Linked DNA regions of Mus musculus: region 1 is linked to region 2. Evidence: chromatin contacts called from ENCODE Hi-C data. All regions are on one chromosome and are shown on one strand. Each heading gives the region's core, a stretch centred on a gene start or an enhancer-like site at or near the end of the contact. The rest is flanking DNA. Distances are from core to core; before and after follow the strand shown. Region 1 holds the start of A930035F09Rik (a long non-coding RNA gene). Region 2 has its middle 50 kb from the start of Gm32590.

The links. A loop is a pair of places that touch in the nucleus more often than their neighbours do.
Region 1: a loop to region 2 is called in a map of heart, with 3 times the contacts of the local background. The contact joins the promoter of A930035F09Rik here to the enhancer-like site in region 2. A Hi-C loop is called at or near these places in 4 of 37 maps with a recorded cell type or tissue (adrenal gland, heart and left cerebral cortex).

What each region holds. Positions count from the first base shown.
Region 1 is chr8:128,356,117-128,362,848 of GRCm38, reverse strand. It overlaps A930035F09Rik (a long non-coding RNA gene), which reads left to right and starts at 4,612. Exons shown (of 3, transcript XR_879381.3): 1 at 4,612-5,468. It overlaps Nrp1 (neuropilin 1), which reads right to left and starts at 3,776. Exons shown (of 17, transcript NM_008737.2): 1 at 3,217-3,776. The coding sequence starts at 3,289. Mir1903 (microRNA 1903) reads right to left here and starts at 3,608; the gene lies at 3,529-3,608.
Region 2 is chr8:127,851,886-127,858,767 of GRCm38, reverse strand. No RefSeq gene overlaps it. Among named protein-coding and RNA genes, the nearest start is that of Gm32590, 50 kb to the right of the region's middle. Within about 2 kb of position 1,872, at least 1 of the 3 ENCODE cell types and tissues checked has a DNase peak (open chromatin) inside an H3K27ac peak, as active enhancers do; it is heart, where a contact is called at or near this core.

The DNA.
Region 1 (6,732 bases), core at 3,363-5,862, 500 kb before region 2:
TAAGGAACCGCTCTAAGTGGAAGGTGCCTAAAAGATGCTGTGCCACTCCTTGCAAGTGGCTTTTTGATGATAAGCCTGGTCAGTGTCATTGACCAGTGGGGACTGTCTTCCAGGACTTTGATTGGCCTGAAGCCTAACCTCCTTTTGTTGTTGTTTTATCTGCCTGTAAATCTAAGTGATTTTGAGTTATCTCTGCTTTTGAGACTCAAATCAGCAGAGAACAAAGTGCAGCTGGTGATGCAGAAAGAACTCGGCTTTACTTATCCAAGTTGTTCAGCCTTGGAGACCAGATCAAAGCAATGGGGCAGAAAGAAAAATAAATAGCCACACAGCATTAATTCTAATTACTAAATGTTAGGGGAAGCCTCGGCCACTGAGGTCTGGGTATCACAGATGGTGAGCTATGTCTTCACATCCCAGGAAAGAAAAGCTCTCCAGTTTTCAACCTTTACTGAAAAACAAACCACCACCACTACAAAACCTCAAATGCTGGAGTGACTCTCTAATAGCTAAATAAACCAGACTCTGGGCTGGTTTACAATTCAGCATAGATCGCTACTGTCACTCTCTATTATGGGTTTCGCACAGGAGAGCCACAGCCTGCAAATGCCACCCCATTTATTGATGCTTAATTTTAGGCAATAAAAATTTGGTGCATAAACTATGTAGGAAGTACAGGTATGAAATATTGAAATGTATAAGCCTATCAATCACAAACATCCAGTAATGGTATATATAGATTTTAATATTACATCTAATAGATTCCCTGTGGAAAGAGAATGGCATTCTTTGCTCTCAGCATGAATTTATAAATCTAAGGAATTTTATTACAGGAAAACCAGGTCAAATGGAAATGAAAGATGAAGTGCACATCAAAAATGCATAAAGCTACATGCATTACAGAAGTCATTTCCCATAAATTAAAAAGAAGACAATATAAATTATGTTGTTTTCTCCAATTGCTAGATGTTTCTGGCTGTTTCTTAGATTGGAGTGGGTTGGTCCTACAGATTCGCTTCCCATTGGTTTTTAAAAGCTTTAGGTCTTCAAGAAGAACTAATGTTGCAACCAACGCTCAGAATCTCAGCTAATGACGTTAGCCAGCTCAGTGGTGTGATTCTGCAGAGGCTCTGGCATTATTTTGTTTTGTGCAGAAATCTTGGAGAGTGACCCCCTCAGCCCCACCCCCCAGCTCATTAAGTCACTCCAGCTCTGTGTAGCCACCATGGCATCTGTTAGGAGAGAGAAATAAAACAGTCGACAGATAGTCACTTCAGAAGACAGTGAGGTGGGGTTGGTACCATACCAGAGCACTTTAATCTGTGACTTCTGAGAAAGTGACAGTGTAATAAGATAATGTGGACTGCTGGACTCCCACACTCTGTTCAGTCTCTCTAACACTTGATTAGGAGAGAGCGATTCCTAATGACTGTGGACCATTAGTCCTAAATAAGGTTAATGAATTAATTTAGTAGACACTTACTGGGAGGAGGTGGATATGGTTTTAAGAGGACTAGAGAGTTACTGAGTCATGTGCCAGCCCTGGCCACCTCAAGCATAGCAATAAGGTTTCAGTTGAGTGGAGTCCAGATTCTCAGCATCCCCCACATTTCTGCTAAGAAAATTAAAAAGTGTGTGTGTGTGTGTGTGTGTGTGTGTGTGTGTTGTTCAGTACCACACAAGTCTTAATGCTCTTCACATTGGTTATTATGACCATCTTTTGGGTACCCCAACATGGCTCTAACCCAGTGTTGTTCTCTATCTGTGGGTTTCAACCCCTTTGGCAAGCCTCTTTCTCCAAAAATATTTACATTACGATTTATAACAGTAGCAAAACTACAGCTATGAAGTAGCAACAAAAATAATTTTATGGTTGGGGGTCACCACAGCATGAACTGTACTAAAAGGGTTGCAGCATTAGGAAAGTTGAGGGCCTCCACTCCATCCTTACGCATTATGAAGGATAACCGTTTGAGTTCTAAACATTTGAGTTCTTTCTGTTAGAGGAAAAAGATATTTCATTCCCTGCCAGAGTATAGAAGCACTCCACCAACTCAGGTTCATTAACAAATTGAACTCCACATTCATGATTTTTTGAGTGTTTGGCTTCCCTTCCAGAGTATATAGGAAGATGCCGCCAACTCGAATTCATTAATAAATTGAATTCCAGCCGTGTTCACAAAAATTTTGCATATCTTTTGAGAACACTGCTTGGTACCTGTTGGGGGAGATCTATAGTTGAAATCACAAAACCTGGGGAAAGCACATTAAGGAGATTAACTTCTATCATAAAGGAGTGATTTAAATTCTTCCTGGTAGAGCCCTCCGCTCAGCTCTTATTAAAACAATATACTACAATAAGTGGTAGATGCACTTTTCTCCTAATTACTTTGATTGAAATCTGAGCCAGACAAAGTAAACATTTAGCTATTAGTTAATAATAATGATGAAGATCTACTGTTCCGATCAGCCCTTGCCTAGCCTTCAGCACCTTTCCAGGGGACGTGGAACACATTTGTACCAGATCCCATTTTAAACACACTCTTTATGTTCCAAGGCACTGTTTATACCCAGGACTGCCTTTCATTTACTTAACAGTGAGTGGTTTTAAAAGCCAACTGGAAGCTGCAACAGGGTTACGAATTCTCAGACACGCTGGTACCTCACACTGAATAGATCCAAAGCCTTTATTGACAGTGCGACTTTCATTCATACTTCAGACTGATCACAGACGGTTTACAAAGGCAGCGGAGAGTTCCAGCGCCAAGACTGACCGCTATCTCTCTGTGTCGCCCACCAGAGGAAACCGAGCAGGGGTGTTTTGAGGAGAACCAGGAAGTCCTCCCGGTGAAGTGTTCATTAACTCTCAGCAGCCATCAGATTTTTGAAAGGGAGTCTCATTTAATTGCCTCTGGGAGGAAACATTATTAAGATAATTGGTGTGCTGATCTGGGAAGGTAGGCAGCTCTGTCTCGAAACAGAGGCAGGAGAAGCCAGCAACCAACTGGAGCAGGGGGCCGAGGGTTTGTGGTCCTCCTGCCCCAGACGCCCTGACTTCTCCGTTCCTTGCGCAGGCAAGTTTCCTGCGCCCGGCAGCCGTGCGCGCGTCCCGTGGCTGGGGCTGGAAGTCCCGTGGCTGGGGCTGGAACCCCTTCGCCCGAGGGGACTCGGCAGCCCCGGGCACTCTGGTTGCTCCCGTCTCCGGCTGTCACTTACCGCTGCGGAAAGCGCCCGCCAGGGCGAGGGCAAGGGCGAGCGTGGCGCACAGCAACGGCAGCCCCCTCTCCATCCTCCTTCGCCAAGCCAGTCCCCAGGCAGCCGCAGGAGAACACGATTGCGCGGACGAAAAACCAGCAAACGATAATCTTAACAATCCGAAACGCTCTTAAGTCCGCCTAAGAACCAGAAAATCCTCAGCGGGTCTTGGCGGGGAAGGCTAGCGGCGAGGCAATGCCTGAATTCGCGAGAAGCGCTTTTCTTTTTGTGTCTCAAGTCGCCTGCATCCTGTCATTTAGCTCCGATTTCCTCTCCCTTTTCCCACACTTGTTCCTCTTCCAGGAGCCACTGCCCGGGCCATGTCTCAGGAAGAAGAAGAAGGAGGAAAAAAAAGAGGGGAGGAGTTGCGAGGAGGAGGGGAGAGGGCGGGCGACACACCAAAGCCAATTTCTAGAGGGAAAGAAAAAAAAAATCCCGCTTGATTCTGGACGGGTTGGAGCCGAGGAGCTGGCGCCCAGAGGAGGTCCGGGTTGTCTGCGGGAAGGAGAGAGAGCAATGAAAAGATGAGCGGGAGAGCAAGGACTTTCTCCACTGGCACCCGCCTCTCTCTCCGACCTCCCCCTCCCTCCCAGAGCCCTTCCCTCCCTTCCTCCCGCCCCCTCCCCGCACAGCTCTGCCAGTGATTGCCTGGCTGGAGATTCAGAGACACAAGTTTCTCTCCGCGTGCTTTCCCGGTTGGTCCTCTGGGCTCCCCCCTCCACCCCACCTCCGGGTACCCTGCTGTGCTCTCCGCGGGAAGAAGGTCACTAGGGAGCAGGTTGTCTGCGCCCAGAGCGCAAGGTCACGTATGTGTGTCAGAAGGGGCAGTACAAGTGGTACCAGCCCCAGTGGCAGGCTAGTCTACCTTGACGAGATCTCTGCACCCCAGAACTGAACTAGGCTGCTCGTGTAGGCGAGGATCCTGGAGTCAAGGAGTTCCGAGAGACCGGGGTTAGCTGCTACTTCACGGAACTCCTAATCCCTAGGTACCGGCGCCCCCGGAGGCGTGGATCGCGCTGTCAGTCCCCGCTTTCACTTCCTGGGTGTCAGCCTGAGGTTTGGGGCAGGAAGCAGTCGGGCGCTCCAGGACGCTCCGAGTAGGACTTAGACTAAAAGAAGAACGCCTTGGTTGTTCTGCGAGACACGCTGTTGATCTTAGAGAACTGTGACCCAGTCTGCCACGTAAAGCATAGGCAGACTTTCTTAGAGCACGGACCCTGGCTGCAGCGGAACAAGGTCTCCTCGCCGTGCATAAAGGCGAGGATGGGTACCTGATACCCCCATCCCCACCCCTGACGCTTCAGGCTGCATTGTTCCCCGAGATTTGGTCCCCTCTTCTTTGGGGTTACATGAGCTCGGAGGATGGATGGTGGCGCGCCTTTCAGCTAGGGGGCAGCCGCCAACAGTCGCAGACCAGCCACGTAGAACTCCAAGAATCTGAATCAGGGGTCGAGGGACCCATTTCTGTGCACACCGAGGGAAGGATAAGACTGGCAACGACCCCTTGTGAGGGTGACAGGATGATCTTTGCAAGGGTCTCCTAGTGCCAGGTTTAGATTACAGGCAATTGTGTCTACTGATCCTCCAGCCTCATACGCCACCCACTTACGAGGTGCGTCCCTGGTGTCTGCCCAGTGCCTCCCCTCCCCCATGTAGTCCGGTTCCATCCTCGAGGGCTTTCCGAGAACTGCAGCAGGTGGCTTTGGTTTATGAATAGCAAGGACACCCAGGGACATAAACTGGTTGAGGCTTCTGATCAAGTACATATACCGGGCTCAATGACCTCCGAAGGAGCTGGTGGGTAAGGTGAAAAGGTCATACGCCTTCTGGGAAGTGGCATTTATAGACATACTGCCACCACAGAGACTGACTCCTACCTGGTACAAGGGGTTGCAAAGATTTGGGAATGCTGGCAAGGAGACTCTGGTCAAAGGTTTTGGCTGAAAAACTAGGGTCATTCAGGGAGAAAGATCGCTCAGGACACTGGTGCCCTAGGCCAGGACTCTGCGTTGGATGTCTGGGCTGGGCGCTGAATTGAGGCTTGTCCGTTGTGCGGATCTCCCTCCTGGGCTCCCGCGCAGGACCCACTGGCTCCAGAGTCCAGCCTTCTTTCCGGCCCTGGTTACCAGCCCCGCCTCCAACGCAGCCTCTCCCTCCCTGCCCCACCGCAGCGCCAACCCTGCGTGCAGAGAGCCAGCCCCGGAGCGCCCCCGGTTAGTCGCCCCTAGCTTCCTCTTTGGTTCTCCGACCCTTTGGAACTCCGGGTGGGTTGGTTGGGCGTGCCAGAAGGCCGGGAGTCAAACGCCTGAGTCGAGCGGAAGGGGCAGTCGTGAGGCCGTTGGCCCTCTGCAGGCAAGGTCTAGGCGATAGCCGCGCCCAGGGTAAAGCTAGGGGAACGAGAGTGGCGGCGGCGGGGGGGGGGGGGGGGGGGGGGCGGCAGCCCTGGCGATGTGCCACACGGAGCGCGTGTCCCCGCCTCCCTGCGCCAGGCATCGGGCGCATCCTTGCCAATTCCAACTATGTTGGGCAAGCCTTAGATTCAGGGTGACCCCGCGCCACCCTAGTCCTGGAGTCCAACGGACAGGCGCCTCGCCGGACTTGGCGAGTCGACATAAGAGGGAAACCAGGCCAAAATTGTGGAGATCCAGATCCTTGTCTCTTTCCGAAGAGGAACCCCTTTGCCTGGCTAGCCCAGGCGAAGCTGAAGCCTGTATTTAACCAATCTGCCCTGGGTCGGGTGAGATAAGGGGCACACTTAGGACACTTGAGTGATCAACTGGTGCGCCCTGGAAGGGACAGTTCCCCATACCCAGAAACAAGAAGCTTGGGGAACCAGTGAAAGACTCCTAGTTTTCTGGCTCAGCCCCTAAGTTCTCTTGATAGCTTTTCTCGGTTGTAAGGCATGCCCTGTGTGTACTTTAGGGGAAACATACTTAAAGCTATTGTTTCTCATTTTCCAGAACTGAGGCTTTCCTAGACACTTTTTCTTTTCCACAGTGGGTCTGAGAAATGGAGCCAAGCCACTCTAATAAATAATTGCCAGCTAGTGCGTAGGTATACTGCTAACCGTTCTGGTTAACAACCTTTTCCTGTGCCATAGGATCCCATCAAGAGAGACAGGCCATTTTAGATACCTGTACTTCTCCACCCAGGGAAACAGAGTGGCTTTATAGGAGAGCAAGTGTGAGACAGAGGAAGAATTTGGCAGTATTCCTAGTTTGATTTTATTTTGGTCTCGTGCACATATCCCTCTTCTTGATATCACAGATCTGCCTAGGAGACAGGGTCTGCTTCTACCTTCGGGTGATTTATCTATCTGCTGCCCTAACCGTGCTGGATAGAGGCTGTCCATGGTCAGTTCCACCTCAGGGGCTGCTGAGGTTGGGGCCTGTTTGAGCACAGCCAGTATGAACTAGCTGGGTGGAAAAACCTTGCTCCTTTCACCAAGCCACATCACTTTGCTAGAAATAAGAGAGT
Region 2 (6,882 bases), core at 623-3,122:
GAAATTAAGTCAATGTGATGATGGTTCAGAGGGTAAAAGTGTTTTCTGTGCAAAGCTGACAACCTAAGTTTCGTCCTCAGAAGTCTTACAAAGGTGAAAGGAGAGAACAGACTCTAAAGTTGTCCTCTGATCTCCATAGGTGAGTGGTGGCACATGTACATATAAACACAGACCCCTCCCACCCCCCTCCCCCCACACGTACAAATAACAACAGTAATAATAATGTTTAATAGCTTAATCATATCAAAAGATAAAGGAAAGACAGATTTTTTTTTTAATTCACGCATTATGCTCGATTTCACAGAAAGTTACAACTCAAACCTGGACTAAATTTGAAGCTATATACCATTTTAGTAGGGGAAAGAAAAGAAGTGGAAAAAGACATTTGTGGGAAAACAGACAACTTTTAGGAAAAGCATGATAGCTTCATGAGTGTCTGTCTGAGCCATTTTTATTCAGTGCCAACTTCTGGTCTCTGGTGACAGCATCAGGGAGTGGACTGTGGGGGTTGAATTCTTTTAATCAGAGAAGGAGACGTCAGGAAAACATATTGCATGTTCATATGTGTTCTTGCAGCTGAGCTAGTGGGGGTGTGTAAACACACACAAAGGAGGGAAGGAGGGAAGGAAGGAGGGAAGGAGGAAAGGAGGAGGGAAAGAAGGAGGGAAGGAGGGAGGGAGGGAGGGAGAGAGAGAGAGAGAGAGAGAGAGAGAGAGAGAGAGAGAGAGAGAGAGAGCGTGCAGTGGTGATGATGAAGAGTCTGTGGATCTCAAAACAGCTAAAAGAGATGCCTTTGGGTAGGACTATGAAGGAATTCCCAGAAAGAATTAACTGAAGTGAAAAAAGACCTTCCACCACAATGGGCAGCACCTTTGAGCATTGTCCCACTTATGAAAAAAATCTGAGGGAAAGCTTGCACCTGTCTGACTTTACTTCTTGCTGGAGATTATGTCTGTCCTGTTGATGTTCCTCCAATCTTTTGCTAGCATCAAAACCCATTTCCTTTGCCAGTGGAGGCTGGAGAGCCATTCTCCAAGAATCTTTGGATCTTTAGCACCAGATGGAGACAGCTGAGGCATCTACATGGACCAGGTAGTTACAGGTTCTCAGGCTTGCTGGCACAAAGATGGACAATGGTGTTCTGGGTTCTTCCAGGCCTGTGGTTCATCTTCCAAGGAAGGTCAGTGAGTATAACGTTTGGTTATCAGAGGAAGTGTTGCCTGCTCTGATGAGTTACTGCCAGGCCATGTAAACTGTTCTTCCTATGGACTCTAATCATAATACGATTGCTGTTGAATGTAGGGACAGGTAGGCGGTTTGTAGTCTCACCAGCAAGGGAGCCAGGCTTCTGCTATTTCTTTGGTTTATTTATCAGCTAGTCTATTCTTTTATTTGCCAGCTTGTAGCACAAACCTTTCGATCAGGATTAATGCTTCTGGTGATGTTGTCACCTAGACTTTAAAATGACTGACACTTCATCCCTTCGTTCTGATTCGGAAGTGTCCTGACATCCAGATCTTATTTAAACTACTTTTTTTTGCCTCATTTATTATTTTATTTAAACTCAATGCATAAAATGTAAAAACATATTAACATATAGGCTAAAGCCTATGGCAAACATTCCAGACCACATGCAATAGGCAACAAGATAAAATAACTAGGATCAGGCACACATTTTCCCCACAATGCACCTGTACCTCTTGCAGGAATTTATCTCAGAAAATGCTGTGCCCCACTCTAGCCCTGTGGATTAGCTCTTTGCAGTCGCAGTTTCCTGGGAACAGCAGGCACCCCCATGGGAGAATATCAAGCTGTCTTGCCATCTCGCTGAGAGCTTCAGAGAAGGTCAAGCCAAGGTCAGTCCTTCAGGCATACTGATCTCAGTGATAACCAGAACTGGCTGCCAGAAACTTGAATGTAACTTCCAAGAGCGTTCAGAAGCCCCTCCTAAATATTAGGACTGTGACATTTTCAGTCACATGTCAAGGGCTATCACACAGCACTGTCCCAGTAAGCTCTTAATTTCTGATTCCTATACTTCTAAATCCTGGGGTCTTTTTCTTTCCAGAGAATAAGAAGCCCAGGCTTCCCACATCAGTATTCCATCAAAGAAATCTAATGAGATAGCGTCTTGCAAAGATTAGCCAAGTACTAGCAGGACAAGGCTGGCTCATGGAGCCCAAGCCAAGTTCCCAGAGAAGGAAGTTGGACTCTGCCCTTCCTGTCTCTTTTCATTTCTTCAGTTCCCAGGGATCTTGGACTGCCCATTGTTTATTCAATTGTCTGACATGGAGCCAGTATATGATCTGTCCTCTGTCTTCAAAATCAAACTATCTCATTTCCAACTTCCATAACTTGGGACTTGCACTAGGGTAAGTTATCACGAAGTTAATAGGTCTCTTCATCAAGGTTACACTGTGCTAGTTAATTTCCATACTTCACTCAGTTGGATTAAGAAACACCTAGGGGGCTGTCAAGATAGCATAGCAGGCAAGGGAGCTTGTTTCTAAGTCTGGAAACCTGGGCATAAACGTAGAGCTTCACAAGAGCTGGGAAAGTGATAGAGCAAATGAGCCCCACTCCCAGACTCCCTCTGTTGTAAAGGAAATGAGACGCCCCATCTGTGTGTGCACTTGTTTAAGTGATTTGGTTTGAAGAGAAGCATCTGCCTGCGTCCACTCTGAGGGAGGGGTCTCCAGTGCATGCCTGCTCTCCAGCTGCAGGGAAGAACAAGGACAATCCTGGGGCCTCTGGGAAACCTTCAAAATCCCTGGCAGGCAAGATAGCAGATTTCCCTGAAGGGGGGAATTGCCAAGAGTTCTGTAATAGAAGGCTTTTTACCAGCAGCCCATAGTCCCTGTCCCTGCTTCTTCATTTCCTAAACCCAAGTAAAAGGAACAATATGAAGCCAGTACAGGATCCATGGAGAACACGTCTCCAAACACCCACCCACATTCAAAGAGAGCCAAAAGCCTGTATATTTGGCAGTGTGTAGATAAAACAACCATTTTTAAATAGAACACTTTACATCTTTATTAGGATGTTGGGCAGCATGTATTTATTTACTTATACATGCCCTGCCTACTTCTCAAAGACCTGGATATGGCAATATCAGAAGATCGCCTTGGGTTATAATTTTCTCTGGAAACCCAGTGCTGTGATTCATTACAAACACGGTGTTGGAAGAGAGAGGGAGCCGGCTTATGTAAACATAGCATAACGCTATTAACTGAAGCATCAGATTAAAATAACAAACATTATATTAGGTATAAAATCAAATCTGCGGTTGTATCTTAAAAGTATGGATAGGAAAACATAATCATTTCAACTAGACTAGAGCATTTTATTATAACAGAGTTAATTTGCATTTATCTACATGTCTGACATCAACACAATCTCAGACACAAACTTCCTAAGATGAAGCTATTACCACAGGATTTGGGTTAAATTTGCACAGAATAAAAATTCAGTTGGCCTTTCAGAAGGAACATATTTTTATGTCACACCTATACTAAGATTTAATTTTTTAACATAATTCATGCAGCATAGCCACTAAAGGATACAACCAAATTATAAAAAGCTTGGCAACACTAAAAGCTACTGGCTGGAGAAATTTCTGTAAAACAGATACTTTATATACACAGGTGATGGCGGCATCACTTGAGGAATTATGGTACCAGACAGACCTTCATCACCATAATGGTGTCTCTTTAATAAAAAACTGAAAGTAAGTGGATAGAATTGTTTTCAAATTATATAAGCATTAGTTTTCAATCTGTGGAACTTAAGAATGTGTTTTCTCGGCTGAGAGATGTTAACCTGTTTATTCAGGATAAAATGTATTTATATATAAATATTTTGAGTGTATATTAGTACACAACATCAAACCACTACATTTCTTTCCTTCATTTCATTTCTGTAAAAATGTATTATTATTTTTATTTTTTAACATTAGATACAATCTTATCTCTACTTGACTGGCCTCAAACATGCTATATAGCCAGATCTTGAACTTTGAATCCTGCCTCAACCTTCCAGTACTGGGATTATAGCCATGCACTACCTCATTTGAGTCCTGGATCTCTGAGAATGACATGGGGCATCATATATCCTAGACCAGTGTCTACTAACTGAGCCACACTCCCAGACTGGGCTATGGAGTTCTATGGAGTCTGAAGACACTCAGATTTGTCTTTGCAAAACCTTTCTCACTGCATGTCATGTACAAGACAACCTCCCTTAGACTTCAAGTGAGGAATCCTTAGTACTTTTTTTTTTTATCAGAAAGGAGAGTAACTGAGGCTCCTTGCTCAGAACCAAAAGACATAGACCAAGAATTCTGACCCAAAGATCACACTTGCCATGATGGCCATTGTCCAGCTTTTCTTACCAGTTCACCTAATATTCATTCTGAGTTAGTCTCCAATACTAGAGTATGAAACATGTGGCTAGGTTTTTATCTTTGTTACCATTTGTTTTGTTAATAAAATGAAAGCATGGAAGGCATGAACCCCTTTCTCTAACTTCCTGTATTGTGAATATTCCTTACTGCCATCTGACTATACCCAGAATAAGATTATCTATTCAGGACCCAGAGAAGTTAGGAAAACATTGCAGGTCTACTACATAGAACCATGAAACAAGATCAGGTCTCCCTTGGTTCTCAGGAAAGTTCTTGCTTTACTTCTCAGAGATACTGTAAGTTAATCTAAGAACAAAAGACATGTTTTCCCTGCAGCTAGATGCTCAAGCGTTTGGTTAAGTCCTGTGCCTCAGTACATGTTATTATATAAACCACATTTACTGCTATATACAGGTGAACCACCTCTTCTTCAGTCCCATCAAATCAATGATAAGATAGTGGTTAAAACGATGCTCAATTCACGAAGCTCAAGAAGAAAGAAGACAAAAGTGTGGATGCTTCAGTCCTACTTAAAAGGGGGAACAAAATAGTCATGGGAGGTAGAGGATGGGGGGAGGGGGGACTTGGGAGGAAAAGAGAAGGGGTGGGGAAAAAGGTATGGGAGGAGACAGGGATAACATACAGAGGGTCAGGAAATTGAACAGACGTAGCAATGGGGGATGGGGAACTGGGGGTAGCCATTAGAAAGTCTCAGATGCCAGGAAAGCAAGAGGCTCACAGGATCCAATGGGGATGAGATTAGCTGAAATATCCAACAAAGGGGAAAAAAAGAACCTGTAGGGACCATATCCTGAGGTTAGACATGGCCCCGGTTGAGGGGATGGGGTCACCCACCCATCTCCAAAATTTTAACCCAGAATTGCTCCTGTCTAAAGGAAATGCAGGGAAAAAGAGTGGAACAGAGACTGAAGGAAAGGCCATCTAGAGACTGCCCCACCTGTGGATCCATCCCATATGCAGACACCAAACCCAGGCACAATTGCTGATATCAATAAGTGGTTGCTGATACCAAGAAGAGCCTGATATAGCTGTCTCCAGAATGGCTCTGCCGTAACCTTCAGTCTCTGTTCCACTCTTTTTCCCTGCATTTCCTTTAGACAGGAGCAATTCTGGGTTAAAATACAGATGGGGATGCACAAAATCAACCATCAGACTGAGCACGGGAACTCTAGTGGAGAAGTTAGGGAAGGACTGAAGGAGCTGAAGGAGTTTGTAACCCCATAGGAAGAACAACAATATCAACCAACCAGACCCCTGCTCCCAGAGCTCCCAGGGAATGGGAGGGGAGGCCCTTGGTCCTGTGAAGGCTTTATGCCCCAGTGTAAGGGAATGCTAGGGCAATGAGGTGGGAGTGGGGGGGGCACCCTCATAGAAGCAGGGGGAGGAGGGATGGGTTGGGGGTTTGTGAAGGAGAAACAGGGAAAGGGGATAACATTTGAAATGTAAATAAATAAAATAACCAATAAAAAAAAAGAAAGAAAAGAGAGGAAAAGAAAAGAAAAGAAAAGAAAAGAAAAGAAAAGAAAAGAAAAGAAGATGCATTCAAATAGTAAAATATGATCAAAGATGATGTATCTTACATGCAGAAATTCCTGAAGGTTCCATAGAAAAAAAATAGACCAACTAAGTTCAACAAAGCAGTAAGAAATAAAACATTAAAATTGAAAAAAATGCTCAGTTGAAAAACCACTTGCCAAACAAACACAAAGACTAAATGCAATTCCAAAAACTCCTGTGTAAAAGCTGCATTTTGGTGGCACACACACAATTCAATTGCTGAGCAGGTAGAGACAGTCCCAGGTCACTGGGACTCTCAGGCTAGTCAGTCTAACTGAGTCAGAGCATTCCTGTCTCAAGAAGCAAGCTCCTGAAGAATGATACCTAAGTTTGACCTCTGGCCTCCACATAAACACACACAAGATGTTCTGTCCACTTCTCCAAGCCAAGCCTATTCAGTTCCTCAAAAGGCCTGGGCCATCCCATGGTTCCTGTATTGAACCTCTGCTGTACTACTGTAACCAATTTAATGATCACAGAGGCTAAGTAAGTGTTCAACTGTCTCTTTCTCTTCTTGCTGTTACTAAATCCTTCCATATTAATAGTCAATTTCCCAGCAAAAACGTTACAGTACTAGCAGCTTGGGAAGAAGATAAGAGCTTGTAGAGATGGGAGAGCACGGTACTGCCTATGAATCACACCAGCAGGATAACTAGAAGAAAAGCATCAGTCTCAAGGAAACATTAGCTTGGGGAAGTGAAGGGGACCAATGAGAAAATCAGTCGCTGTGCCCTCCTGCATCCATCAGCCCTGCCATATCCCTGCTACCTCACTGTCCTGTGTGCTATGAATGAATCCAAATGAACTGGTATCTCTTGACACTTTTGTTTCTCCATTTTCACTGACACCTCACCCTTAGCACTTGACCCAGAGCCCCAAAAGTTGGGGGATATGGGCAGGGA